Linked DNA regions of Homo sapiens: regions 1, 2, 3, 4, 5 and 6 are each linked to region 7. A link is a loop called in an ENCODE intact Hi-C map of the cell type or tissue named here. Cell type or tissue: PC-9. All regions are shown on one strand.

Region 1 (4,000 bases), 390 kb after region 7:
AGGCAAAGATAAGGGATGGAGAGCAAGATTTCATATCTATTGGTTTCTGAAAACACAGATATACTTTTCTGGTGAAAACTTCTCTTCTCCCCCTCAGGCAGAGTTAGATGCTCATGAATACATAAGCTGAAAATGAAATACTTTGAAAAATGATAGCTAGCTGAGTGTCAACACTTGAGGGGCAAGATTGGTTTTGAGCATATGGAGGGTAAAGAAAGAATTCTTGAGAGTTAGGCTGAGCCAGGAAACTGCAATACACTTTCCTGAACTGTGTTCAAATGTGGAGTAAGCTGAAGACTCTCACCAAGACACAGCTCAGTTCAAACTGAAAAACCAAACCCACCTATTCTTTAATTGGGCAGATATAATAATTTATGAATTCCTAAAGGCTTAGCTCAGCAGCTTTAGAGCAGGAACTCTAAACTTTGTTTTGTTTTGCACAGGTTATACACTGACATGATTCAAAAATCAGAACACAAGGTATACACTCAGAAGCCCGGCCCCTCCTGCTGGCCCCCAACCACTTCCTGAAACACTTCTTAGTTACTTGTCTAGCTTATCAGTTTTTCTTTATGAAGATAGAAGCAATACAAACATATATTCTTAGCTGTACGTCGTGCTTTTTTTCACCTATATCTTAGAGATCTTTCCTCAGCGCACACACAGCTTCCTCAAACTTTTTCCCAGTTATATAGTATTTTGCTTTGTGGATGCACCAGTCCTGTACATACACTTCAGTTGTTTCTGATCTTTTGCTATTGCAGCCAATGTTGCAATGGATCATCTTTTACATAAATTATTACATATAGGTACAAATGTCATCTACAGGGTAGACTCTTAGACTTGTAATTTTGGTAGATATTGCCCAAATCAACAGGGCTGTCAATTTCACAATCCCACTGGTAATGTATTAAAAGTCCTGCTATTTATTCTCCCGACTCCCCCACCTCCAGCCCCATCCACAGGGCATGCTGTCAAGCTTTGGGATTTCTGCCAATCTGACAGGTTAAAAATGGTATCTCCGCATACTTTTTATAAGCACTTCTCTTTGAAGATTGAGATTGAGCATTTTTTCATAAGTTTAAGTGCTATTTGTATTTCTTTTGCTGTGAACCGTCTGCTCATGTCCTTTGCTCACTTTCTCTATTCGGCTGCTGCAGGAGAAGTCCTTAACCAGTGGTCTGTGGCTTTCTCGGAGGAAGGGAGGGAGGGCTGTCTTGTGACTCAGATAAGGTTAAGAATTGTAGGGAAAAAAACCGCTCACCCTAACCTGATACCTATTTTGTGGTATACATAGAGATGTTTAAGTTTTAAAAACTTTTAACTGAAGTTTAGTTATACGCACAGAAAAATGTACATATACCACATTATAGCACACACTCCTATAACCAACATCGGGTCAAAGAACAATATTACCAGCACCCCAAAAGCCCCTCTCAACACTCCCTTCCAATCCTTACCACATGGAGATTCTTTCTTCTGCAGCTTTATTTCTTGATTCTATTCTAAAGGCAAGTGATCCACAAATCCCGGGTCTTCCACAGTTTTGAAGCCACAGTGAAGGGCTTCACCAACGGTAAGGAAAGAGGCCCTGCAGTCCTAGGGCTCCCTCTGCTGGTGATCAGCAGCTACCAGGAAAAGCTGCCCCTCCCCTCCTGGAGCTCTGAGGATTGACTGGAGTCTTGGAAATCAAATTGGTGCAGGCTTAATGGGAATCGGCACACAGGCGCATGGCTGAGGCATCAGAGTCCTCCTTTACCTCCTTTACTCTCCATCCTGTTAACATTTCGGGAAAGCAACTATCAAAACAATAGACCACAGTAGCTTGGGGGCTATGAAGAGAATGACAAGAAAGAGCGGCGAATTCCCGCTTCCCAACCCTTGCCTATTCCCCATCCACAAAAACAGGAGGCTGTTGTGAAAGGTCCTGCTGCTTGAATCAACTGTCAAAGGCATCAACAGTCCCCAGTCATGTTTCCAGAAAGCCAGTAGACAACTGGAATTATTTGCTGAGATGACTGACTGACTGATGGACTCACTGGCTCCTGTGGTAGGTACAGCTCCTATTCTGGTGGACTGCATGCGAAGTCCCATGGGACAACGGGGTCGGGCCATTTAACACACACAGGGGAGCAGGAGTTGAGGGAGGGAAAGTCAACATAATAGGTTTTTCTTGCCCTCCAGAAATTTAGAATCTAGCAGGAGATACAAGAAATGTACGGGTAAAGGGCTGAAAATAAGTTCAGGAGGGACCTGAAGAAGCTCCAGGTGAAATGTTACTGTGGTCGTAGAGACAGGGAGGGGACCTGAGCTGACGAAGTGGACGGGTGGTAGACAGAGGAGCTGGAGGCTCTTCAGTTGTAGGGAGGGGCAAAAAACAGATGCCCAGAGAAGCCAACAGGCCCCCAGTGGACTCTCATGGTAGAAGAAAGTGGGGAGGATCACCACCATTGAGGCAGGTCCTTAGGGCTGTGGCTCCAGGAACTCCATTTTGTCAGGGTACCCAGAGCCAAACAAATTCTGCGGGATGGACTATCTGTTGACTGAAGATCTATAAGCCAGGTGCAGTGTATTCATTTGCAGAAAGGACTATGTCCTTCCCACAACTGGAATGCTTGTGTTTGCCTTCCAGGGCTCCCTTGTTTCTTTCCTCTGATTATCTCCCACCCTCTCCTTAAGGGTCCTGACCTTTCCTGTGGCTTCAATGGCCACCTGTATGCAGACTCCACAGTCTTTATTTCCAGTCCCCACCTCCCATGTGAGCTTCAGAACCATATATCTGCATGCCTGCTAGACACCTCCACGCGGCTGCCCCACGGATCTCTCAGGTTCACTCTGTCCAAACTGAACTAATTTAGAGATATATCAGCACAGAGAGGCAGTGACAGCACAGACTCTACCAAGCTGCCTAGGTTCAAATTCTAGCTCTGCCACTTGTTAGCTGTGTGACCTTGGTGAGTTACTTAACTTCTCTTTGCTTCAGTTTCCTCATCTGGAAGATGAGTGTGATAATGGTAATCTCATAGAATTGTGGTGAGAATTAAAATGAGTCTTCTGATGCATAGGAAGAGCTATGAAAGTATTAGCCCTCATAGGCTGGGCATGGTAGCTCATGCCTGCAGTCCCAGCACTTTGGGAGGCTGAGGCAGGCAGATCACTTGAGGCCAGGAGTCCGAGAGCAGCCTGGCCAACATGGCAAAACGCTGTCTCCACAAACAAACAAACAAACAAAAATTAGCCAGGCATGGTGGCACACGTGGGTGACTAAGGCAGGAGAATCACTTGAATTAGGGAAGCAGAGGTTGCAGTGAGCCAAGATTGCACCACTGCACCCCAGCCTGGGCAACAGAGCAAGACTCTGTCTCAAAAAAAAGAAAAGAAAAGGAAAGAAATAAAAGAAAGTATTAGCTGTTACTATGATTCTCCATTTAAATGTTCTTCCTCTGCTCACTGTCAGCTGGGTTCAACAGAGTTTAATTGAGATGGGCACCAATATCCATTCAGTTGCTCAAACTGGAAAGCAAAGTATCATTGTCAGCTTTCTCTCACTGCCCATCCTGTTCGTAGTCAATCTCTCCCCAAGGCCTGATCTACGCAACTTTCCAATCGGCTCACTTGTTCTCCATACTTAGGGCCACCTGCCCCTTCGATCACCATCATCTCAGGCCTGGATCACCATGCCGGCTCACGCTGAAACCAGTCATCTTTCTAAAATAAATTTGGTCATTTCTTTCCATAGCTCCTACAGTTCTCAGAAGGAGAAACCTCAGGATAAGTCCCTTGCTGCAGCCTTTGGGACCTGATTCCTCCTTTCATCTGCACTTGAAACTTTTATGTTCAAAACCAAACCGTCTCACACTCCCCAAACCTAGTCTTCTTGGATTCCCTTCCTTAGTGAAGGGGGCCACCTACTGGCACGGCTCAGGCCAGACATCTGCTCAGCAGGCTGCCGAGCCCTGCTGGTCTCACCATCCTTCAGCCATGGTTCCCATTCTGGTCT
Region 2 (4,000 bases), 260 kb before region 7:
GACAGGGTTTTACCATGTTGCTCAGGCTGGTCTCGAACTCCCCAGCTCAAGCAATCCATCTGCCTCAGCCTCCCAGAGTGCTGGGATTACAGGCGTGAGCCACTGCGCCCAGCCTAAAAATTTATATCTTAATTGCATGTTTGTGATGGGTTGAATTCAGCTGTATCTCTGGACACAGCTGGAAGAAGCAGCTGGAACATGCTGATCTCATGGAATAAGGAAAAGAGAGAATGGGGGAGCCTCTTAAAGCTTCTGCTTGGATGTCTCACATGTCACTTCCACTCAAATTCCCTTGGCCAAAGCAAATCATATGGCTATGCCTGACTTACGTGGGGTGGGGATGTAGAATCCTTCCATAGGGCAAGTCGGTAAAATTCCATCCTTTTATAGTGTATGTAAAACTCTAGAAATAGATATAATTTTTATATAGTTTATTAGGGTACTGAATCTTATTTCTTCATGCAAAAATATGTCTTAGAGGTCTTTCCATATTATACAAATAGATCCATCTCTTTTTAATTTAATTTTTTAATTTTTTTAACCCCAGGGCAGAAGGCACCATCTCCTTTTTATTTTATTTTTATTTTTATTTTTCAGATGGAATCTCACTCTATCGCCCAGGCTGGAGTGTAGTGGCATGATCTCGGCTCACTGCAACCTCCGACTCCTGGGTTCAAGTGATTCTCCTGCCTCAGCCTCCCAAGTAGCTGGGATTACAGGCGCCCACCACCACGCCTGGCTTTTTTTTTTTTGTATTTTTAGTAGACATGGGGTTTCATCATGTTGGCCAGGCTGGTTTCAAACACCTGACCTCAAGTGATCCCCCAGCCTTGGACTCCCAAAGGGTTAGGATTACAGGCGTGAGCCACTGTGCCTGGCCAATTCTTCCATTTCTTATTTGAGAATGTCAAAGAATGCATCTCCAATCAGCCAGTGGAATATTGCATTTTATTTATTTGTTAATGGCTTGCAACCCATAAAATAATCCATACATTATATCAACATGAATGACCCAAATGTATTGGTTATTGCAGCTGGATGGCATGCATAGCCTAGGTCACAGGTGGATGGAAGACAGACAAAACCATTTTTACTCTCTGAATTCCTCCTCCACTACCCCATCACTGATGTTGTCTCCCTCCCAGCCATCTCCCTTATTTGAGGAGCAATGCATGGGGAATAGGTAGTGGGCGCTGCAGTGCATACTGTGGTGTGCCACCCAGACCCCCATCCCCAGGATGGGGCATTTATTCCCCCAGCTGCTGGGAGCATTGGCTGCTGGCAGCTCTCAGCTGAGTCCCTATGACTGTTCGAGGTGGACATTCCAAGGTCCTGTCCTCTTGCCATCCCAGCTCTATATTCCCCATGGCATTAGCCAAGGCCTCTGCTGAGGTTGCACTGCAGTTTGACTTTTCCTTTCCACAGATGTAATCCCGACAGCACTCTGCAATAGACTTCCTGACTTCAAATCTCCATATTGGAGTCTGATTCCTCGGGACCTGACTCACAACAGCCCACCACAGGCTCTGAAGTCAGACAGAACTGGGTTTCAGTCTTATCCCAAACACCAACTAGATATGTAATCCTAGAGATGATAAGTCCACTATACACCTTGTATGCCTCGGGTTTTTAATATCAACTGAATGTTGATAGTTTCTTGGAAACTGCAACTTTAAGTGAAATGATGTATGATGAAACCATTTTTTCCCTCATAATCATAATGGAAGGACATTACTTGAGGACGTGCTGCACATCATTTTGCTTAAAGTCGCAGTTTCCAAGAACCCATCGAAGAAGTTAAGTGAGGACTTACTATATACACTTCTTGCAGTTACTGTGAGGATGAAATAACACATGTAAAACACTGAGCACAGTATCTGGTACGTACTAGGTGCTCAAAACAAGTGCTAGCATGTTAGTAGTACTATTACATTAAAATGATAATCTTGGTAGAGTAATTAGATGATCCAGGACAGAGGAGATGGAGAGATTTTGCTAAAATTCATTCTCTCTTTTCCCCTCCTTGCCTGCATTTCCAGTGCCCTCACGCCCCGCTGAAACAGAAATAGACCTGTTGTGCTAACTTATTTCCGGAAGATGGCGCCAGCAGATAACGCTGCGGACGAGTCCCTTTGGTTTTCTTTTTCTTTTTCTTTTTCTTTTTCTTTTTTTTTGAGATGGAGTCTCGCTCTGTCGCCCAGGCTGGAGTGCAATGGCACGATCTCGGCTCACTGCAACCTCCGTCTCCCAGGTTTGAGGGATTCTCCTGCCTCAGCCCCCCAAGTAGCTGGGATTACAGTCATGTGCCACCACGCCTGGCTCATTTTTGTATTTTTAATAGGGGGGGGGTTCACCATGTTGGCCAGGCTGGTCTTGAACTCCTGGCCTCAAGTGATCCGCCTACCTCGGCCTCCCAAAGTGCTGGGATTACAGGTGTGAGCCACTACGCCTGGCCAGGAACAATTTTCACTATTCACAGATTACATATCAATTTCACATGTGTTATCTCATTTGATTCTCCTTCACCAACCATTTACCAAATGCTGATTATTCCATCTTTACTGTTTTATCCCTTCGCCAACAAATGCTTACTGAGCACTTACTCTAGCCAAAGAGCATCTTTAAATGCCTTCTCAAGCGCAATGACTAAGAAACAAAAAAGGAAATAGAATTCTAAGCCTCTGCTGGAGAGCTGGACTTTCCAGAGATGAATAAGACAAGTTCCAGCCACTGATTTCTTTCTGGTTCTGGGTTGATGTCAACTTGTGCTCTGGAAGGAGGCTGCTTTCATAAAGCAGAAGAAGCTTAATTCAAGTGAAACTGAGTCAGAAAGAAAGCAATTCCTTTGCAGGAGCAGCTAGGGTGCATCTCAGAGACTGTCTGCAGTACTTCCCAAGGGCTATTGATCTGAGAGCAGAGCATTCGGTCCTTGGACTGGTGAAAATTGCTGAGCAGGCAAAAGAAGAATAAAACCCGTAAAGGGAATGGAGAAAAGATGTTGAAGGGCTTCCGGGTAGGGAAGGTTAGCTGGACTGCATTCAGGAGCTCCAGACAGAAGTGACTCTGCAGTTCCTTGAGCTTCGCAGGCAGGCCTGCAAGCAAACCTGGAAACCACGAGACCAGGGCCTGGCGATCCATTTCTTTGGTGGGGACAGAGGTGCTCACCCTCAGCCTTCTCACGCTCACTCCAGAACTGTGACGGGGTGAGCTCACGTGACAATCACCTCAGCAGTGCAATTTTAGGGGTGTCAAGAAGGGCTCCTTCTATGGCTGAAATCTCTTTCAACAGTTACTGTCTGGTGCCCCAAATGCCACCACTGGTGTCCTTTATTTCTTTTCTTTTCTTTTCTTTTCTTTTCTTTTCTTTTTTTTTTTTTTTTTGAGGCAGGGTCCCACTCTGTCATCTAGACTGGAGTGCAGTGGCGCGATCTGGGCTCACTGCAACCTCTGCCTCCTGGGTTCAATCAATTCTCCAGCATCAGCCTCCTGAGCAGCTGGGACCACAGGTGCATGCCACCGTGCCAGGCTAAGTTTTATATATTTTTGTAGAGATGAGACTTCACCATGTTGGCCAGACTGGTCTCGAACTCCTGACCTCAAATGATCCTCCCGTCTCGGCCTCCCAAAGTGCTGAGATTACAGGCACGAGCCACTGCGCACAGCCCATTAGTGTCCTTTAATATGAATATTGCAAGAGTTAAAAACAGGACTTCTATAAAGAAATGTATAATTATATTGGCTTGGAGAAAATTCTGCAAGTGTACACATCAGTTGTTAACAGGGGTTATCGTGAGCCAGAAAGTGTGGAGTAAGTAAGGGAGATTAATGGAGGTCAGAAAAGGAAGAAGAAAAGGATAGATAAGAAAAAAAAATCACACTTAAAAAGGGTGCTCTTGATTAAAAGAATGTGTATTATTTGTTATGATTTATGAAAAAGGTTACTTCTATTGCCCATACGCGTTAAGACAGGCATGAAAGATGCCCAGTAAAATATTAACAG
Region 3 (4,000 bases), 73 kb before region 7:
CTATTTTATACTTCTCTCACCCCTCTCCCCGTTCTCCAGGCCCCACCAGAGTTGGGACTAAATGAGGGCTCAAAGCCAGATATTTCAGAATCGTGCTGTTGTCTTGCTGGCAAATTCTGTCTGAGTTCTGGGAAGCAGGGCTTATCCTTGAGGGCACACCGCCCCCTGCTGGCCAAGATGGGTTTTTCCTCCCCAGCTTAGACCAGGAGAGGAGGCAGGACGGCTGGCGACTGAGGGGGGCTGCCTCTGGAGTCTGGGTTTGATCTCACGTATACCATTGACTCCTATGTGACCTCAGGTAAGCAACTTCACCTCTCTGGGCTTTCTACTTCCTCACCTATAAAATCGAAATAATAGCCATTCTTCTCACTCTCGGCGTTGTTGGAGGAATAATCCGGTGATCGGGCTTGAAGGTGCTTCACAGAGTGTGGCAAAAAACAAGTGCTAACTAAACAGTGGCTGGGATTCTTGACATTCAGAAAGACCCAGTGGAGAGAGAGAAAGGATGACGGGAGCTTAGCAAAAGAAGCAGCTGGTGCAGCTGGAATTTCATAGGTCCACTTCTGCCTAGCCAACTTCTAAACCTGTTTTCTCTTGGCTCCCTTACTTTCCAGCCAGAGGCTCAGTCATACTGCAATGCTGAGAACTCCCTGCCTAAGCCAGACAGGGCCTTGACCTTTCCCCCACGTTGGGCTGGGCACACTAGAGTGCTGAGCAAATCCACACTCAGCACCTCCCCTCCCCCCCCCACACACACACATACACAAAGCCACACATGCAAAGCATTTGGATATCTTCTTCCAGGGAGCTTATAGACACCCCAGCAGAGGCTTCTGTGATCACACTGGCTGAGCACCAGCTCTCTGTGTGGTGCTGGATGAGGGGAGTTTTATCTGAGCCACTCTGGCCCCCCGCTGTAGGGCCCTGTCCTCTTATTTGACATTCAACTCTTGCCTAATTGACAATTACACTCATATCCTTCCTCTGCTCTGCAACCTTCCATGGCTCCCCAGTGCCTACCACCTAAGGCCAGATTCCTCACCCTGGCATTCAAGGCCACTCATGGCCTTGGATGGTCTGTGTGTGGAGGGGCCCACTAGGCTACATGAGGAACGCTCTCTCAAATCCTGCCCTTCCTTCAAGATTGAACTAAATGCCACTTCCTTCCTTCCTTCATTTCTCTACCCATTCATTCAACATGATTTATTAAACACAAAATGGATTTATTAGCACATATTTATTACCTACTATGTGAAGACATTATTCTAGGCAGTGGAGAGAGATAGTGGTCTCAGCCAATTGCAACTGAAATGTGTTAGTTTTGCAAATGTGAAACATATGCCCATGCGAATGCGTTGGAAAGTTCCTCCATGGCCCTGGGAGAGGACATGCAAGTCAGGAGCCCTGATGCGTCACCAGCCTCACAGTAAATTCACCTCTGTGCCCAAGAATGCAGGGCTGTCTCCTGGTCCAGGATCATGGTCTCTTCCTCCTCTGATCTCCAAGGACTTGCACTCTCGGCTCTGCCACTGACCAGCTTTGTGACTTTGGGAAGTCATTTTTCTAAGTCTCAGATTATGTATGTAAATGGGTATATAGGAAGTGATTCCTACCTTGAGAGAGGAATTAAATGTTAATTAAATTGCTTAAAGGGGTTAGGTTACATTAGATTAGGTGTAAAAACGTCTGCACGTGGTAAGTGCTCATTGAGCGGCAGCCATTATTATTACTATTAGCCGCAGCTGACTTGGGCAACACCTGCTACCTGCTTCCAGATGGATCCAGAGGTTTGCTTTCTTTGCCCACTGGAGGGCAGCAGAAAGCAGAAACCTGCCTTCCAGAGCTTTGCACCCCGGCTAACACCTAACACTGGCCTCTCAAGAGGCAGGAGGAAGGGTAAGGGGTTTCTGGGCTCAAAAGTGAGGCTGGCCAGTGAATTTTCTGTGTCTCTAGGACTGGATGCTAGTGGCTGGGGTAGGTTCCCTAAACAGCTCCAATCAATGCAAAGGCAGCCAAGTCATCCAGCCCACAGCCCCAGTGTCCGTCCCTGGATGCATCCCACAGTCCTGGACAGGATGGGCAGGAGTTCTGGCCTCTGGAGCTGCTCTTCGCATTTCTGTCTGTGTGACCTTGGGCAAGTGCCTTGACCTCTCTGTGCCTCCATTTCTTTTTCCGTAAAATGGAAATATTGCTGTTTCCCCCAAAAGGAAAAGCTTCCATATATGCAGAGGGATGGCCATGCTTGCGTTGCTTTGCATCAGGTAAATCTGTTACATTGTAATTAGCTTTTTTCTTCTGATCACAAATGCAATGCATTAATTGGTTTGAATATTTTGAGTGCCCTACAGCAGGTCAACCCCTGCATGAGCTGATGAAATTGGCAAAAATGAAGCTAGTCATTGTGTTGGGGTGGTGGGATTCTGGATGACAGAGTTCCCCCCTCAGCAACCGCCACCCCATTCTCCCAACTTTCTATGTTATTGCATCGCCTTTACAATGGTAGAAAAGAGAGACCAGGAGGAACGTAACTGAGCACTTACTATGTGTGAGATGTTTCCATTTATCCTTTCCCTAATTCTGCAGGCTCTACACGGCAAGCCCATGTCTGTGTTGCTTGCTGCTGTTTTCCCAGTGCCCAGCACCGTACCTGGCATGTCGTTGGTCCTCAAAACATACTTGTTTAGCAGTCAAAGAAATGATTTGTGCAAAGTTTACAAATGAGGAAATTGAGGTTCAAAGAGGTTATGTGACTTGTTCAATATCACCTAGCTAGTGGGACGCAGGACCAGGATCATTGGACTTCAGGTCCTGAGGAAGGTCTTTCTACTCATGCCTGTCCCTCTGCCTCCTCACATTCCGACACCCTCTTTGTAAAGCTGTCTTATTTTACAGGCATCTGATCAGGCGGCCTGCAAGAAGAGTGCGCCCCCTTAGCCAGTATGGCCACGCTTCCTCCCTTAGGGGCTGCTGGGTGTGCCCCTCATCTTCTCAACCCCCTGGGGACCCCTGGAGGATCTGGAGCACACCCTCCAGCTGGGGGATTTGCCCAGCAGGTGAGGCCCCTTAGTCGCTGTAGCCCATTTGGAAGTTTGGCAGGTGGATTTCTAGTGCAAGGCCACCTCTGCCCTCTGAGCTCAGAGCCACCTATTTCTGCCCCACCCAGTCCTGCACACAGCTGGTAGCAGGTGCAGGGAGGAGGCAAAAGCCAGACTTTGCCCCTTTATCTTGCACCCCTTTTCCCATTCTCAGGCAGATGTGTGTCCAAAAGTGTTTGACCTGTGCTGTGTGCATATGGGAATATGCACATATATACATGCGTGTCCCCATGCACATACCTGTGGACATGGGCAGCCCTGTGTGTGAGCACACATGTGTGTCTGAGTGTGGCTTGTGCGATCCTCCATGTGCCCATGGGTGCAGACGTGAATCCGAGTGTGAACGTGAGCTTATATGTAGCTCTGCATGTGTGTGGGTAATGCTGAAGGATAGACCACCAAGCAGAAGGGCATCTCCTTGCCCCGCCTCAGTTTCCTCATCTGTAAAATGGGGACAACAATGGCACCTAACAGGTGGAACCGGCAAGGCACACAGTAAGTGTCATGATAGTAGCCCTTTTTATTAAGCTTCTCGGGGATGTGTGCGGATTCCACAAAATAAGAACGCAGAAAGGGACTGGCTCAAGAAATGTTTCTCCCATCATTCTTTCATCCTTAGGTCCAGAAGTATTTCTTCTGTTCTCTTGGTTTTATCACTGCAAAGGTAATATAACAACAGTGGAGGAAGTTTGAGAAGAAAACATGGGGAAGGGGAGATACCTGTCCCCCAAAACCCCACCACTCCCGACACAAGAAGGAATTTCATTTTTGCTTGTTCTTTTCCTGACTTTGTCCATGAGCCAGCATGGAGCTTGGCACACAGCGCCGAGCTCGAAAAAAATATTTGGATGTTTTAACAAATATATATTAGCTAAAATGACTACACTGAGTATTTTTCCATCCTG
Region 4 (4,000 bases), 490 kb after region 7:
TTGTCTCCATAGGACAAGCCACGCCAAGGCCAAAGCTGAGGCAGCGGAACAGGCCGCCCTGGCTGCCAACCAGGAGTCCAACATTGCTCGCACTTTGGCCAGGGAGCTGGCTCCGGACTTCTACCAGCCAGGTAGGGCCAGCCAGGGAAGGATGGGCAGGGTAGGGCTATCCCTAGGGTGGGCGCTTTTCTTTGCTTACTGGAATCTGAGATGCCCAAGTGGTTTCCTGGATGCCCGTGAGTCTCAGAAACTGGGGCATGGTGCAAATGTGGGATGGGATGATGCAGGGGTAGGTGGGGAGACACATCTCTGCCTTCATGCTGAGCTCGAGGGGAGGGCAGCAGAGTCACTCCAAGTGGTCTTTTCTCTCTGCTCTGAGCAGGGAAGACAGTTGGAGCTGGTGAAGCTTAGAGGAGAGAAGTCACTGGTGGATGAGAGGGAAAAATGGCTTCTTGCACTTGCCCAACAGTTTCAGTCAAGCATTGAGCACTGTCCATGTGTCAGGCACTGTACCAGGCTCTGGGGTTACATAAGTGGGTTCCAAAATCTAGGGGAGCAGAGAGTCACAAAAACAACAGAGCTAGGGGTACCATAAACAGACTCTGCATTCATTCAAACCCTGATTCCGCTGCTTCCCAGCTGTGAGACTTTGAGTGAGGTGTTTAACCTCTGTAAACCTCAGTTTCCTGATCTGTAAAATGGTAGTAAGAATGGTGCCTGCTTTTTTGTGCATGGATTAAATGCATGTAAGGTACATTCCCAGTCCTCAGTAAGCTCTCAGTGACTGTGGCTGTTGTTTCATGATTATGGTTCCATTTCACACAGCAGGATGAGCACTGTGCGGTTAGAATGGGAGAGGAGGGAGCTCACAGGAAGCAGTTAGGCAAGAGGAAGTGTTAGAGAAGGCTGCCCTCAGGAGAGGCCATTTGAGCTGAATCTTGCAGGCTGAACAAGAGTCTATCAAGTCAGTGGGTCTCAAATTTGACACAGATTGCTGGGTCCACCCCCAGAGTTTCTGATTCAGTAGGTCTCAGGTGGAGCCCATGAATGAATGTGCATTTCTAAGGATCAGGCGATGTGGATACTGCTAGTCTGAGACCACACTTTGAGAGCTGCTGTACCAGATAGCGCTGGGTGGGATGAGTGGAGGAGGTGCAAAGGCACAGAAACTCGGACAGAGCAGCATGCCAGGAAGCCACATCACAAAGTAGGCTGTGGGTCCTGAGAATCGAGGCTGCAGAGTAAGGAGGACCTCCCGGCCTTGGTAGAGATCTGGCACATGGATAGAGTGGTGGGAACCCCTGAGGGACAGAGATGGGGATTCTCTGCGATGAAGGTTTTGTTTTTTTGTTTTTTTTGAGACGGAGTCTCGCTCTGTCACCAGGCTGGAGTGCAGTGGCGCGATCTCAGCTCACTGCAACTTCCGACTCCCTGGTTCAAGCAATTCTCCTGCCTCGGCCTCCTGAGTAGCTGGGATTACAGGCACGCGCCACCATGCCCAGCTAATTTTTGTATTTTTAGTAGAGACAGCATTTCACTATGTTGGCCAGGATCGTCTCGATCTCCTGACCTTGTGATCCGCGCGCCTCGGCCTCCCAAAGTGCTGGGATTACAGGCGTGAGCCACCGCGCCCAGCCATGAAGGGTTTTTAAGTTAATGACATGATCAGATGTGTGTTTTCTAAACGTGATCCTGGCTGCAGAAAGGAGGCCAAAGGAGGCCTGATGAAAAACCTAGGAGCGAAAACCTATGCCTGGGAGGATCCCTCACTTCTGGTCACAGCGCTCCCCCTGCTGGTCTATGCCGGTGCGGGGCCCTGAGCTCCGCCTTTGACATGCATTTTCTCAATCCTTCCATTCGTATTTATAAAATAGGTATGATCAGGCCCATGTTTCAGATAAGGGAATGGAAAGAGACGCGTGCCAAAGTAAAGGGCATCGCCTCTGGAGCCAGACTGCTGGGTGCTAGTCCTGGCTCTGCCCTTCGACAGCTGTGTGTCTTTGGGCAAGTGATTTAACCTCTCAGAGCCTCCCTTTGAGGTTCACAGTAGCATCAACTTCATAGGGATACTACAGGGATTAGATGAGTTAATATTTGGAAAGTGCTTGGAACAGTGCCTGGCACTTGGTCAGTGCTATGTGAGTGCCGACTGAGCCCATGAATGAGGCTCGAGAGGTGAAGTGGCTGGCCCAGGATCACCCAACAGTGGTGCGGGGTTCGAGCCCAGCCTCCCTGTGTTGCCCTGGCAGGTCCGGAATATCAGAAGCGCCGGCTGCTGCAGGAGATCCTGGAGAACTCGGAGAGCCTGCTGGAGCCCCCCGACCGGGGCGCCGGCGCAGCGGGCCTCCCACAGCCGCCCCGCGAGAGCCCGCAGCTGCACGAGCGTGAGACCCCTCGGCCCGAGGGTGGCTCCCCGTCACCGGCCGGGACGCCCCCGCAGCCCAAGCGGCCCAGGCCCGGGGTGTCCAAGGACGGCCTGCTGAGCCCAGGCGCCTGGAACGGCGAGCCCAGCGGTGAGGGCAGCCGGTCAGTCACTCCGTCCGAGGGCGCGGGCCGCCGCAGCCCCGCGCGTCCAGCCACCGAGCGCATGGCCATCGAGGCTCTGCAGGCACCGCCTGCGCCGTCGCGGGAGCCGGAGGTGGCGCTTTACCAGGGCTACCACAGCTATGCTGTGCGCACCACGCCGCCCGAGCCCCCACCCTTTGAGGACCAGCCCGAGCCCGAGGTCTCCGGGTCCGAGTCCGCGCCCTCGTCCCCGGCCACCGCCCCGCTGCAGGCCCCCACGCTCCGAGGCCCCGAGCCTGCACGCGAGACCCCCGCCAAGCTGGAGCCCAAGCCCATCATCCCCAAAGCCGAGCCCAGGGCCAAGGCCCGCAAGACTGAGGCTCGAGGGCTGACCAAGGCGGGGGCCAAGAAGAAGGCGCGGAAGGAGGCCGCACTGGCGGCAGAGGCGGAGGTGGAGGTGGAAGAGGTGAGGCTGTCGGGCAAGGTGTGCCTAAGGTCGGGTTCCCTAGAGGTAGCAGGGCTTGAGGGAGGATTCAGGGGCAGGGGATTTGGGGGTTGCTGGGGTGCGAGAGACCGAAGCAGGATAGAGCAGGAGGAAATGCTGCAGGGCTGGGGATTAGGGGAGCATAGCCTTGGCTTGGTCCACAGAGGACGTTGGAGCGTAAATGGCCGCATGGAGTCCTCCTACCTTTGCACCTGGTATCCCATTGGCAGAGACAGTTCTCATGAGCAGGGGCAGCTGGGAGCCTGAGCAGCTGGAGGGTGGGTCCATTTGCCCAGTCAGGGGGGTTGGGCTGGGCACCAGCAGCATCTGCTACAAGGTGTAGCAGTGAGGGCTTCATGGAGGTGGAAGAAGGGCCCAACAGGATTTGGGTTATAGACCTCCTGACTTATGGGAGGCAGGGAGCTAGGAACGGCGGCAACAAAGACTGAAGCTGGGCTTTGGGGGACTGAAGAATGCGTCCCAAGGGGAATTAGCAGGATGCCTGGGTTCCAGGCCTGATTCACACACTATATGACTTGGGGCATGATCTTGTCCCTCCCTGGGTCCTGAGGGATTTGGTTATTTCTAAGAGTCCTTCCAGCTGTGATGGTCTGCCATCCAGGTGACAGGATACAGCAGTGAACAAAGCCGGCAATGCTCTTAGGAAGGTCCATCCAGAAGTTCCTGCTCTGTCCAGCCTTGCTGTGACCTGGGTGGGGGGTGTCTCCGAGGCCATGGGGACTCAGGAAGCCTCTCTCCACTGCTCCCAGGTCCCCAACACCATCCTCATCTGCATGGTGATCCTGCTGAACATCGGCCTGGCCATCCTCTTTGTTCACCTCCTGACCTGACCGTCGCTTACCAGGTGCAGCCAGCTGGCTGGAGGAGGGGTTGGGGGGCAGGAGCCCCTGGGGAGTTTTGAGCACCAGGGTGGTGGGAGGAGGGACCTACTCGGTACTTGGATGACAGTCCTGTGACTAATTGAGGCCCACCCACCTGCAGAAGCCAAGA
Region 5 (4,000 bases), 120 kb before region 7:
ATATGACTGTTGACATGAACATTTAAAATAAATTTAGATTTATTCTGGCAACTGCAGTCTGATACTTAAGCAATCTTCCTGACGTGGGGAAAAGACTCAGGGAGACTTTGCATTCCACAGATGCCACATCAGCCATCTGGAGTAGGCAGCGCAGCACCAGTTTCTGCCACCAGGTTCTGATTTAGCCGACTTCTTGATTGCAACCTGTCTTACCACAAGGTCTTTATGATCTGTATCTTGTGCTGACCTCCTATCTCATCCTGTGACTTAGAATCCTGTGACTTAGAGTAGCCATTCTTTATTCCTTTACTTTCTTAATAAACTCACTTTCACTTTATGGACTCACCCTGAGTTATTTCTTGTGCGAGCTCCAAGAACCCTCTCTTGGGGTCTGGATTGAGACCCGATCCAGAACATAAAGATCATCAGCCATCTGGAGTAAGCGGTGATACCACCAGGTTCTCCAACTCTGGGTTTTAGTCAGATGGCCACAGAGCAGGGGTCAAGAGAGGAAGGCAGGGGAGTGGGACTGCAGTGAGATGTCTCAGAGACTGAGAGAGGCAGGGGGGTTAGTGGACCTGGAGGGTGTGTCCTTGAGGTGAGTGGTAGTGAGGGGGTTGAGAGGGTAGAGGGAGTCAAGTCAGTCACCTGTGTCCCACCCCTGCTGGCTTCAGGGCAGGGGAGAAGCTGCTGAAGAGGTTCACGTTAGGTTATTGGCCATCCAACAGAGACTGGATGAAAAGACCTGGCCCAGCGAAGACGTTAAAACCTTTTTCATGAAAGCCAGTGGTGAGGGGGCATTGGGCAGTGGAGGTGTGACCAGAAAGGGGTCCTGATCCAGACCCCAAGAGAGTGTTCTTGGATCTCCTGCAAGAAAGAATTTAAGGCAAGTCCACAAAGAGAAAGCAAGTTTATTAAGAAAGTAAAGGAATAAAGAATGGCTACTCCATAGACAGAAGAGCCCTCAGGGCTGCCGGTTGCCCATTTTTAAGGTTATTTCTTGATGACATGCTAAACAAGAGGTGGATTATTCATGTGTCCCCTTTTTAGACCATAGAGTGTAACTTCCTGACATTGGCATGGCATTTGTAAACTCTCATGGCGCTGGTAGGAGTGTGGCAGTGAGGACTACCAGAGGTCACTCTCGTCGCCATCTTGGTTTTGGTGGGTTTTGGCCAGCTTCTGCAGCCTGTTTTATCAACAAGGTCTTTATGATCTGTATCTTGTGCCGACCTCCCATCTCATCCTGTGACTTAGAATGCCTCATCGTCTGGCAATGCAGCCCAGTAGGACTCAGCCTTATTTTACCCAGCCCCTACTCAAAATGGAGTTGCTCTGGTCTAACGCCTCTGACAAAGGGGCCATAGATAAAGACCAGGCCAGTGTGATGGGGCCACTTGCAACCAAGTTTGTCAGCCAACCTGGAGGTGATGAAGAGGACTTGGCCCCTACTTCTGCCCTTGGGTTCTCCCTGATGTCATAATTCATGTCAGTGGAAGTGAAAAAAGATGAATTCTTGAGAATCAGATGGCTGAGAATGCACCTCAGACCCTAGACCACATTTTAGCCATGGAGAGGCAGGTGGCCTTTTCGTTAGCACCTGACACATGGTGGCCATTGGTTGCCTCCCCTTTCCTAGGCAGAAAGTCGAGGGGTACCTCCCAGGGAGGCTGTTGGAGTTGCCCCTTGAAGACAGCCTCCTCCTGGCAGGTGGCCTCTCGGCTGTTCATGCATGGAAATGCCACAAGGAGGCAGCAGCACATCACTGCTGTCCTCCCCCGAGCTGGAGCTGTGTCTGATTTTAACGAGATGGGAGGTTTGTTAAAATAGATTTCTGGGCCCTACTCCCAGAGCTTCTGTAGGTCTGGGATGGGGCATTTCTAACAAGTCTCCAGGTGATGGCTGCTGCCTCTGGTCAGGTACAATGGATCTATCTGTTAGAAGTCAGGATAGTGATTATCTTGTGGGTAGTGAAGAGAGGGAGACCAAGGTGGATTTTGGAGGTGCAGGCAATGCATGGTCCTGCTGTTGACCCAGGTACTGATTGCATGGGTGTGCTCATTTGTGAAAACTGGACTAACTGAACACTTTTATTTGTATACTTTTTGTTTGTTTGTTTGTTTTGTTTTTTCTGAGACAGGGTCTCACTCTTGTCACCCAGGCTAGAAGCAGTGATGCAATCTCGGCTCACTGCAACCTCCGCCTCCTGGGCTCAAGCCATCCTCCCACCTCAGCCTCCAGTGTAGCTTGGACTACGGGCATGTGCCACCATGCCCGGCTGATTTTTGTATTTTTTGTAGAGGGGGTTTCACTACGTTACCCAGGCTGGTCTCGAACTCCTGAGCTCACGCGATCCACCCGCCTCAGCCTCCCAAAGTACTGGGATTACAGGCATGAGCCACCGTGCCTGGCCTTGTATACTTTTTATACTTCATTAAAAATTCAAGAAAGAAGAAAAAGCCAAGGAAAAGAGAAACAAAATGGAAAGAGAGGAGGAGAGAGGATGAGAGAGAGAGAGACAGAAGAGAGAAACGGTGAGAGAGAGAAACATAGAGAGATAGAAGAAAGAGAGAGGAACAGAGAGAGAGGGAGAGAGGCTGGGCTAGCCGCTGGTTCAGCTGGTTCTGACTTCCCATCCTGGATTGTGAGTGGTGATTCTATTCTTCAAGCCTCAGCTTCTCATCTGTAAAATGCAGATCACAGCAACCACCTCATTTTCAATAAGAGAAGGTATAGAAAGTGTGAAAGGAAAATGAAAACCCCAATTCACTCTGCCAAAAGGAAAAAACTAAGCTGAAAGTTGAGTCATGCAACAAGCTGCCTTTCCTTTGTTCGTAAGCAGAGAGCCACAGATAAAAGGCCAGGTATCTCCACGAGTAGCCACTCTGTGTTCACCTTATCTTATGTAAAGTTACAGAGCGTGAGACGAATACATAATCGAATACATAATTTCCCTACCTGCTCTTTTTCTCTTGCAATATGTGGATTTCCAGACCCTCCTTCTTTCCCCTCCAGCCTGCTTTCCCCTTTAAATACTGAAGCCCTCAAAGTCATCTTTAGAGAAAGGCACAGACCTCTCTACTGGGCGTGTCCTTAACCTTGGAAAAATAAATGTCTAAACTGATTGAGACCTGTCTCAGACACTTTCTGGTTTACAAAAGCATCAAGAACACAGTAGCTGCTCAATAAACAGTGAGACTGTAAGCTGCTCCCCTTAAGTGTGTGGGCTCCCCTGGGCGCCGTCGTTGTTCCTGGATCCCAGAGCAGGGCGTGGGAGGGCCTGGCTGTCTGTGTTTGCTAGATTCATTTTAATTGTAACTAGTTAGGATGGGGAGGACCACGGGTGTCCTGGCAGGCAGGAGGACCTCCTGGGGCCTGTTGATGCCCTTCACTAGGGAAACTTCTTCCTTACGGCTCTCGGCTGGAGGAGGATGGTGTGCCAAGGGCCCCAGGAACAGGCCCTGTGCCAGGTCCTTCAGCCACAGCTGGTAGCGGAGTCCTCTCCAGAAAGCATTCTGCCCCGGGACACTCAGCTTGCCCCGCAGACCCAGGCCAGCACTGAGGAAGTGAGTGCAGAAGCTTCCCATGGAGGAATGGCCAGGCCTGGGCACCTGTGGCCGTGAGAGCTTCAGAGAGGGTAAACCTGGTTTGCCCCTGTGACTTTGCCCCCGACACGTTTCCTCTTCTCCACAAACAAGAGGATTCCCAGTCTTTGCCTTCACAACACTTGCCAAGAATTGCAGGCAGGATGATAATAATAGCTTCAGTTGAAGAACATGGAGGAATTACCTTCCTAATACTCACAATACCCCTGCGGAGTGGATACTCACTATTTTTTTTTTTTTTGGCAGAGTCTTGCTCTGTTGCCCAGACTGGAGTGCAGTGGCATGATCTTGGCTCACTGCAACCTCCACCTCCTGGGTTCAAGTGATTCTCATGCCTCAGCCTTCCAAGTAGCTGGGATTACAGGTGCGTGCCACCACGCCTGGCTAATTTTTGT
Region 6 (4,000 bases), 140 kb before region 7:
CTCCACATGCCTTTTCTCCTGACTACCTCCCCCTCCACTGCTCAGCCTGCCCGCACTGAACACCTTTTGGTTCTGATTGTCTGGCGTGGCGATTCTTACTGGGTCCCTTCAACTACTATAGGGAATCTAAACACGACTGGGCAATCTTGAGTCCTGGAACACCGCGCCATTGCAGGGGAATGAATGGGTATCTCATTGTGTGTCTTTTCCTGGAAAGAGGAGCAGTTGCTTTCATGGTATTCTCAAAGGAGCCTGTACGCCAGGAAGAGTCAGGAGGCCAAGAAGAATGCGCCTCCTCTAACAGATTGGCCCTACCTGCCAAAAAGTAAAAAATACAAATCCTTTGACCAAGGTAGTTCCACAGTTAGGAAGTTAGCCCTTCAATATACACACATGAGCAAAAATATGTGTGCACTTGGGTCGTCATTGCAGCATTGTCGGTCATAGCGAAAATGAGAAACAATGTAAGTGTCCATCCAAAGGGGCCTGGTTAAATAAATTATAGTGCCATCCAAACCATGGGATACTACAGAGTAGCAGTTCTCAATCGAGGGTGGTTTTGCCTTTGAGGGGACACTTGGCAACATCTGGAGACATTCTGGTTGTCACAAATGGGGGTGAGGAGTGGGGATGGCTGTGTGCTACTGGCATCTAGAGAGTAGAGGCCAGGGACACTGCTAAACATCTTGCAATGCACAGGACAGTCCCCACAGCCCCAAATGTCAGTAGTTCCAATGCTGAGAAACCCTACAAACAAGATGACGCAGCTCTTTAGAGACTGACATAAAAACATCAACATATATTCTATAAGTGAAAAAAGTAAGAGACAAAACTGTGTGTATAACGTCTATACAATGTGTGTGTTTTAAAGGAATATATAGGCAGAGAATATATCCAGAAGGACACACAAGAAACTGGCAACTGTATTTGACCCAGGAAGAGGAATTTATGAGCTGAGAGACAGGGTGGGAGGGAGAATTCCTTTTCATTCCATACCCTTTTGTGCCCTGTGAAGTGTGTACTGTGTGCATATATAACTTATTCAGAATATCAGCACTACATACATTTAAAGGCCTGTGGCTGCACTTCCACATTTCTGTTGCATAGCCCTATCACTTTGCCTCTCTGTTACTTTTGGGAGAAAGGGGGTCTGCTCATCACTAGACTTTGAGCTCTTTGAGGGCGGGGACGATGGTGGTGTAGTCCCCATCACCAAGGTCCTGCACAGAGCCTGACGTAGACCAGAAGCTCAATGAGAGTTTATTGAATCAAACCAAGCTGAAGGGGGTGCTGGTGAGAAACAGAAGAGTCTCTTTAGGAATAAAAGGCTTCCAGCTGTTTGGGACTGTGCCAGGTTTTGGCAGAGAGTGAAATGAATAATGATAATAACTAATAATGACAGTAACTAACCCATGTATGTACTCTGCATGGATTATCAGATTTAACCCTCCCAATGACTATATGACATGTTGTTATTCCCATTTTATAGATAAGAAAACTAGGTTCAGAGGGACAAAACTGCCCAAAGGCCACAGGCCTGAGCTATTAACCAGCACCCTCCACAGGCCTGAGCTATTAACCAGCACCCTCCATGGGCCTGAACTATTAACCAGCACCCTCCACGGGCCTGAGCTATTAACCAGCACCCTCCACAGGCCTGAGCTATTAACCAGCACCCTCCATTGCTTCAGTGCCTCTCTCCCATCCAAGCAAAGCCCAAATTCCTGGGGCCTGGCACCTGGCTCTCTGCAAGGCTGGCTTCAGCGGACTAGACCACAGAGGGTGGTGGTGCCCCCAAGTGGCCAGAAAAGGCAAAATTCCTCCTGTTTCCACTTGAGTCTCTTACATCAGCCTCCCAGACGTACCTCAGAGGTAAAGAACCAGGGTAAGAGGCCAAAACCACATGGCAAGCCTCCAAAGAATGTAGATAAAGGCAGAGAGAACAAGTTGATGGCATCCCAGACCAGTGGGCACGGTAACCAGGAGGGTCTCAGGTGTACCAAGATAGGAAGCAGGGGTGTCCATGTGGACAGGAGGGGGCAAAAGAGCTGAATAAGAGCTGGAGCCACGTTGGCAAATAATGAATTATTACAAATGAATAGTGCCTACTTGGCTTCAGGCACTGTGCCAAGCATGTTACATGCTTGACCTCACTGAAACCTGGCAGTCACCCAGTGAGGTAGGAACAATTGCATTTTGCCTTTGGGGAAACCAGGGCTTGGACAGGTGGAATCAATTGCCAGAGAAGGCAGGTGGCAATAGAGATGAGACCAGAACTCCAGTCTCTGTGATTCCAGAACTCATACTTTTAACTCCACTGCAAAAACCACAGCTCATATTCACTTGCAAGAGCATTATGGGGAAACTTTCTCCAAGGCACTGGCTTTCGGACTGGTGATCCAAGCCCCAGGGGGGGTGCCGGGACGTTCACAGCTGGAGCCTGGGGAGTGGCTGGCACCAAGCCTGGAGCCCTGCAGAGCCCACTTCTCTCCTTCCTGTTCCCCCAGGTTTAGGCTCAGCAGGTACCAGCCAGATGGTAGTCATGGCAACAGCTGGTGGTCCAGATGCTCCAAAGGAACTGCTCTGCATCCCTGAGGGCAGAGTCCAGAGCCTGTGGTTATCAGTCATTCCTTTAACAAGTATTTATTGATCATCTACTGCATGCTAGGCACGGGTCATACAGCAGTCCCTAAGACAGACTGGGTCCCCATTCTCATGGGGTAACAATAACAATTGCAATAATAAAAAAATGATCTTTTCTTTGTAGTGCTCTGTATGTGTCATGTTTTAGCACAGGCCTTGTCTGTGCATAGTCTGTCTCCTGAATAATAACTCTCACCACAGCCCTGAGATAAGGCCGATTAGCGACACTATTTTACAGAAGAGAAAACTCTGGCTCAGAGAGGTTGAGCAACTCGTCTAAGGTCACACAGCAAGTGTGAGGCAACCAGGCAAGGAAAAGCAAATCCAGCCACTTGGTCTCCCAGCCCCGCTTCACCTATCTCCAAGCCCCTTGGACGTTTTCTGAGCACTCCTGGGTCAGCCTTTTGGCAAACTCGATTTACTGATTCCTCCCGTCCCTGCCTGCGTGGGCTGACAGCTCCATTCAGCAGAGGGGGGCAAAGGAGACCAGGGAGACGAGGGAGGCGAAGGAGATGAGGGAGGCTCGGTGAGCCGAAATGACCCGTCCAAAGTAGCTCAGCTGGGCGGGGGCAGAGGTGGGACCGAAACCCAGAGGCGCCCCGGGACGGCTGGGGCTGGAGCGGGCGCGGAGGGAGGCTCCGGGCGGCTCACCGATGGTAGTGATGACGGTGATGGCGAAGTAGAAGGAGCCGGGGAACTTCCACTGGCGGCCGGCGCGGTGGGGCTCAGCCTGGAGCGCCAGGCGCTCCAGCTCGCGGTAGTCCTCGGCCGAGAAGCCGAACTTCCTCCGGAGAGCGCCCCGCTTCTGGACCAGCAGTCGCTGGCGGCCGCTTTCCGCCTCGGACTCGAGCGCGTCGAAGACAGCAGCGCCCACCAGCAGGTAACACAGGGTGCACAGGACCAGCCCGGCCGCGCGCACGCTCGGCCTCCGCATGGCGCCCCGGCCCCGGTACCCGCCGCGGTCCCAACCTGCTCCGTGTGCCCGGACCGCGCGCTCCGCCCCCTCCAACCCCGGCCCCACGCGGCAGGGTTGTGACGGGCGAGGCGGGGCGACTGCCGGGAACCTGGAGGCTGGGATCGCCACGGGTGGGGGCCGGAAGAACCGCTCCCCTGTCCGCCTCCCACTCGCCTGCCCGGGGTTCATGTGTCTGTGAATAGTGAGATCTGAAGCAAAGGCCCAAACCCCGGGCCTGCAGAAGTCCTGTTCCCGCCACTAACTCATGTTGTGACCTCGTGCCAGTCTTCCGTCCTTCCTTCCGTCCTTCCTTCCTTCCTTTTTCCCTCCCTCCCCTCCCCCCTCCCCTCCCTTCCTCCCTCCCTCCCTCCTTTCCTTCCTTCCTTCCTTTCACTCCTTTCC
Region 7 (4,000 bases):
AGTTCTAGACCCACTCAGGCAAATGCCCAATGTTTTCTCTAGTGTGAGGATGTTTACTGCACCTGGTCAGTAATAGCAGCCTATAGGAAACCACCCAAATGTCCACCAGGAGGTTAGGCATCGCGTGAATTATGAAGTAGTCATAAAAAAGAAATGTGCCATACAGCCACTATGGAAAACAGTATGGAGGGTTCCTGAGAAAATTAAAAACAGTACCATATGACCCAACAATCCCACTACTAGGTATATATCCAAAGAACTGACATTGGTATGTCAAGAAGACATCTGACCTCCTATGTTTACTGCAGCACTATTTATAATAGCCAAGATATGGAATCAACCCAAATGTCCAACATGATTGAATGGATACAGAAAATGTATATATACACAAAGGAATACTATTCAGCCATAAAAAAGAATGAAATCTTGTTATTTGGGACAAAACGGATAAACCTGGAGGACATAATGTTAAGTGAAATAAGCCAGACACAGAAACACAAATACTGCATGATTTTACGCATACATGGAATCTTAAAAAAAAAAAAATTTGTTATCGGCTAGGCACAGTGGCTCACACCTGTAATCCCAGTACTTTGGGAGGCCGAGGCGGGTGGATCACTAGGTCAGGAGATCGAGACCATCCTGGCCAACATGGTGAAACCCCCTCTCTACTAAAAAAACAAACAAAAATTAGCCAGGCGTGGTGGCAGGCGCCTGTAGTCCCAGCTACTCAGGAGGCTGAGGCAGGAGAATGGCGTGAACCCAGGAGGCGGAGCTTGCAGTGAGCCAAGATCATGACACTGCACTCTAGCCTAGGTGACAGAGCAAAACTCTGTCAAAAAAAAAAAAAAAAGTTGATATAGAAGGAGAGAATACAACAGTGGTTACCAGAGACTGGGGAGGGGAGAGGAGAGGAAAGGATGGAAAGCTGGTCAACGGGTACATAGTTACAATTAGATAGGAGCAGTAAGTTCCTGTTCTATTGTACAGTATGGTGATGGTTAACAATAAGGCATTCTAGGCCGGGTGCGGTGGCTCATGCCTATAATCCCAGCACTTTGGGAGGCCGAGGCGGGTAGTTCACCTGAGGTCAGAAGTTCGAGACTGGGCTGGCCAACATCGTGAAACGTCGCCTCTACTAAAAATACAAAATTAGTCGGGTGTGGTAGCACACGCCTGTAGTCTCAGTTACTCTGGAGGCTGAGACAGGAGAATCTCTTGAACCCATGAGGCGGAGACTGCCGTGAGCTGAGATCACGCCACTGCACTCCACCCTGGGCAAGACAGAGCGAGACTCCGTCTCAAAAAAAAAAAAAAAAAAGGCATTCTATATTACAAAATAACTACAGAAGCTTTTGAATATTCTCATCACAAAGAAATAAATGCATGAGATGATGGATATGCTAACTGCCCTGATCTGATTATTATACAACATATATGTATCAAAACATCAAGTTGCACCCCACAAATATATACAATGACATGTCAGTAAAAAAAAAATAATAAAGAAATGTGCCAGATGGGCCTGTACTGACATAGGACAATGTCTGAGATAAACTGGCAACTGAAAAACAGAGGTTGCAAAACAACACCTAAAATAAAACCCAGTTCCTGTGGGGAAAGATAGCAGACATATGAAAAAAAAATCTGAAAAAACATCTATCAACCCTGTCAACTGTGGTTCTTTGTGATTAAGGGGAACTTTCGTTTTCTAAGTCTATATTTTTTCAATGGTTGAAGTTTTATAAACCCAAATTATTGTGCAATGCTTTTAGAAGGTAGCTGACATTGGCAGAAGTGCCCAGAAGGCACCCAGGGTGGGGTTGAGCCAGTAAGTGCTGCAGGTGTGTGTGTGTGTGTGTGTGTGTGTGTGAGAGAGAGAGAGAGAAGAGAGAGAGAGAGAGAGAGAGAAAGAGAGAGACAGAGAAGAGGATCAGTATGGAGGGCAAGGCCCACATCCCCCCACAACACCTAGCTCAGAAGAAACACCTAAAGAATGAATTAGGGGCCCTCAAAGATCAGACAGGTGAGACAGGGAGGTGTCCTATGGTAGAAAGAGCAAAGAATGAGACACGTGACCTTAAACCCAAGCTCTGCCACCTAACCCTGGGCAAGACCCTGCCTTTCTTGGGGCCTTCATTTCCCCTGTGTAAAATAGAGGAGGGCCAGGACACTGTCCACGGCAATTCCCCCCGGCTACAGCAGATGGCGCACCCTGCCTATCTTCCTAGCAGCCTTGCGCGCTGCCCTAGTCACGCTCTGGCTCCTCCTTGGCTAAAAGAATTCCCGGAAGTTCCAGAGGTGGCTCCTTCTACAGGTCACGGAGGTTCACTCCTGCGCTCTGCCTCTGGGGAAACCGCTCAATGCTTCAGGACAGGAAAATGGCTTATGATAATAACAGTAATAACAGAGGATAAAAATGATGCTGACAATTCCTACGATAAGGAAAGGTACCATGGCCCAGGTGCCTGTGTTTTCATACACATCACGCACTCAGTGGCCACAGCTGCCCTCTGAGGTGAGTGAGGCCGGTTTACAGCCACGGCTCAGAAGGGCCTCAGCCCCACCTGAAACCCGCTGCTCTGGAAAATGACAAACCCCGAGCAGGCCACACTGGCTCCCGGAGCCTCCGAGTCCTCGGCTCTTCCTCAGTTAGACTGTCAGCTCCACGGGAACAGGAATTTGGTCTGGATTTTTCCCATGTCCAGCTGAAACCTAATCCTGGCAGCTGAGCCAACAGGTTCTGGCCGCTGCATTCCCTGATTCTCATCCAGCACCTGGTAAAGAGCAGGCGCTCCATGCACACTCGCTGGATTTCACTCTCGGGCCTCTGAAGGAGAGGGAGTTTGTGTCTATCCCTCTTCTCCCCTGCTGCCCGCCTGTCCTCTGTGGGGAGGAGCCGCAGTTCCTTCTTGGGGCTGTTGAGAAGGGCCTCCGTGCACCGTGGAGTGCTGTGCAGGTGTTCTTGTCCTAGGACCTGACACCATGGGATGGAATTACAGGCTCTATCTGAAAGGCCAGCTTCATGCTGGAATGTCTCCTGGGGCTTTGATCTCACAATGCCATCTGATGTTACAGGCTGCCCAGTGCAGGCCACTGGCCCTCGGGACACAGAGACAGCAAATGCCACACTCAAAGACCAATCCTAGAAAACATCAGCTGGGCCAACATGCTCTGGCTACCATATCCCCTCAGGGAACAGCAATTCCAAAGACGGCTCTGGGGAGCTCTCCAATCGAAAGCAGAAACACATCGTTTTATTTTTCTCCCATATTTATATTCGTCACTCACCCTCTCATCTTTAGAGTCAACAGCAAATGGGGAAATAAAGAATCCTCAGAGTTGGAAATCCTGTCAGAAAATGGTCATTCTCAAACCCTGTTAATGAGACTGTAAACTTCCAAGACCTCCTTGGGCAGTGACTTGACAGTGTGTATCCAGAAACCTCAACTTTTTCCATATCTTTTAGCTACTAAATCAGTTTATAATAATCTATTCTAAGAAAATAATCCAAGATCTACATGAAGATAAAATGTACAAAGATGTTCCTCATAGTATTTTTTTTTTTTTTTTTGAGACAGGGTCTCGCTGTGTCACACAGGCTGGAGTGCAGTGGTACAATCATGGCTCACTGTAGCCTCAACTTCCTGGGCTCAAGCAATCCTGTTGCCTCAGCCTCCTGAGTAGCTGGGACTATTCCATGTCTGGCTCATTTTTTTTCAGGGATGGGAATCTCATTATGTTAACCAAGGTGGTCTCAAACTCGTGGTCTCAAACTCCTGGGCTCAAGTGATCCTCCTGCCTCGGACTTCCAAAGTGTTGGGATTACAGGCCTAAGCCACTGCGCCTGGCCCACAGTATTATTTATAATAGCAGGAAACTAAAGACACCAAAATGAGTTCCTAAATGGATGTGTCACATGTCCTAAACGGACAATGGAGAATTATTAATATATACATACTTAACTAATTTGTATCTAAATGAAATACCATTCAGGCAT

What was found. A loop is a pair of places that touch in the nucleus more often than their neighbours do. Peaks named below come from ENCODE experiments on the same cell type or tissue, not always from the same donor. Only the 100,000 strongest peaks of a DNase experiment are listed, where the experiment ranks them.
Region 1: it touches region 7 in a loop (14-fold over the local background); 64 of 110 quality-filtered maps call a loop at or near these places.
Region 2: a loop joins it to region 7, with 13 times the contacts of the local background. A loop is called at or near these places in 3 of 110 quality-filtered maps.
Region 3: a loop joins it to region 7, with 6 times the contacts of the local background. A loop is called at or near these places in 21 of 110 quality-filtered maps.
Region 4: a loop joins it to region 7, with 5 times the contacts of the local background. A loop is called at or near these places in 4 of 110 quality-filtered maps.
Region 5: a loop joins it to region 7, with 11 times the contacts of the local background. A loop is called at or near these places in 14 of 110 quality-filtered maps.
Region 6: a loop joins it to region 7, with 5 times the contacts of the local background. A loop is called at or near these places in 13 of 110 quality-filtered maps.

Annotation. Positions count from the first base shown.
Region 1 is chr20:44,215,143-44,219,142 of GRCh38, reverse strand. All of the region lies in intron 2 of OSER1-DT (OSER1 divergent transcript), which reads right to left. Among named protein-coding and RNA genes, the nearest start is that of OSER1-DT, 6.2 kb to the right of the region's middle. RefSeq lists a silencer at 3,833-3,922. In PC-9, CTCF peaks have their summits at 1,595 (motif pointing left) and 3,896 (motif pointing left); DNase peaks (open chromatin) are centred at 1,597 and 3,920.
Region 2 is chr20:44,865,851-44,869,850 of GRCh38, reverse strand. No RefSeq gene overlaps it. Among named protein-coding and RNA genes, the nearest start is that of YWHAB, 18 kb to the left of the region's middle. In PC-9, CTCF peaks have their summits at 1,899 and 2,101 (motif pointing right); no DNase peak of the experiment used is centred here; H3K27me3 peaks cover 1,715 bases.
Region 3 is chr20:44,681,530-44,685,529 of GRCh38, reverse strand. No RefSeq gene overlaps it. Among named protein-coding and RNA genes, the nearest start is that of LINC01260, 12 kb to the right of the region's middle. RefSeq lists silencers at 163-282, 1,884-1,943. In PC-9, CTCF peaks have their summits at 192 (motif pointing left) and 1,808 (motif pointing right); DNase peaks (open chromatin) are centred at 149, 519 and 1,789; H3K4me3 peaks cover 558 bases; H3K27ac peaks cover 707 bases.
Region 4 is chr20:44,114,636-44,118,635 of GRCh38, reverse strand. It overlaps JPH2 (junctophilin 2), which reads left to right. Exons shown (of 6, transcript NM_020433.5): 3 at 13-131; 4 at 2,250-2,971; 5 at 3,760-3,854. The coding sequence ends at 3,840. Among named protein-coding and RNA genes, the nearest start is that of JPH2, 71 kb to the left of the region's middle. RefSeq lists an enhancer at 1,693-1,987. In PC-9, a CTCF peak has its summit at 1,812 (motif pointing left); a DNase peak (open chromatin) is centred at 1,765.
Region 5 is chr20:44,731,301-44,735,300 of GRCh38, reverse strand. All of the region lies in intron 3 of KCNK15-AS1 (KCNK15 and WISP2 antisense RNA 1), which reads left to right. Among named protein-coding and RNA genes, the nearest start is that of KCNK15, 13 kb to the left of the region's middle. In PC-9, CTCF peaks have their summits at 55, 256, 1,542 and 1,741 (motif pointing right); DNase peaks (open chromatin) are centred at 150 and 1,760.
Region 6 is chr20:44,745,488-44,749,487 of GRCh38, reverse strand. It overlaps KCNK15 (potassium two pore domain channel subfamily K member 15), which reads right to left and starts at 3,623. Exons shown (of 2, transcript NM_022358.4): 1 at 3,295-3,623. The coding sequence starts at 3,577. KCNK15-AS1 (KCNK15 and WISP2 antisense RNA 1) reads left to right here and starts at 3,261. Exons shown (of 5, transcript NR_132377.1): 1 at 3,261-3,523. In PC-9, CTCF peaks have their summits at 1,572 and 1,778 (motif pointing left); DNase peaks (open chromatin) are centred at 1,867 and 2,197; H3K4me3 peaks cover 1,011 bases; H3K27ac peaks cover 1,275 bases.
Region 7 is chr20:44,608,374-44,612,373 of GRCh38, reverse strand. All of the region lies in intron 2 of PKIG (cAMP-dependent protein kinase inhibitor gamma), which reads right to left. Among named protein-coding and RNA genes, the nearest start is that of PKIG, 28 kb to the right of the region's middle. RefSeq lists enhancers at 1,680-1,739, 1,770-1,869, 1,920-1,989, 2,747-3,321. In PC-9, CTCF peaks have their summits at 2,004 and 2,208 (motif pointing right); a DNase peak (open chromatin) is centred at 2,283; H3K27ac peaks cover 381 bases.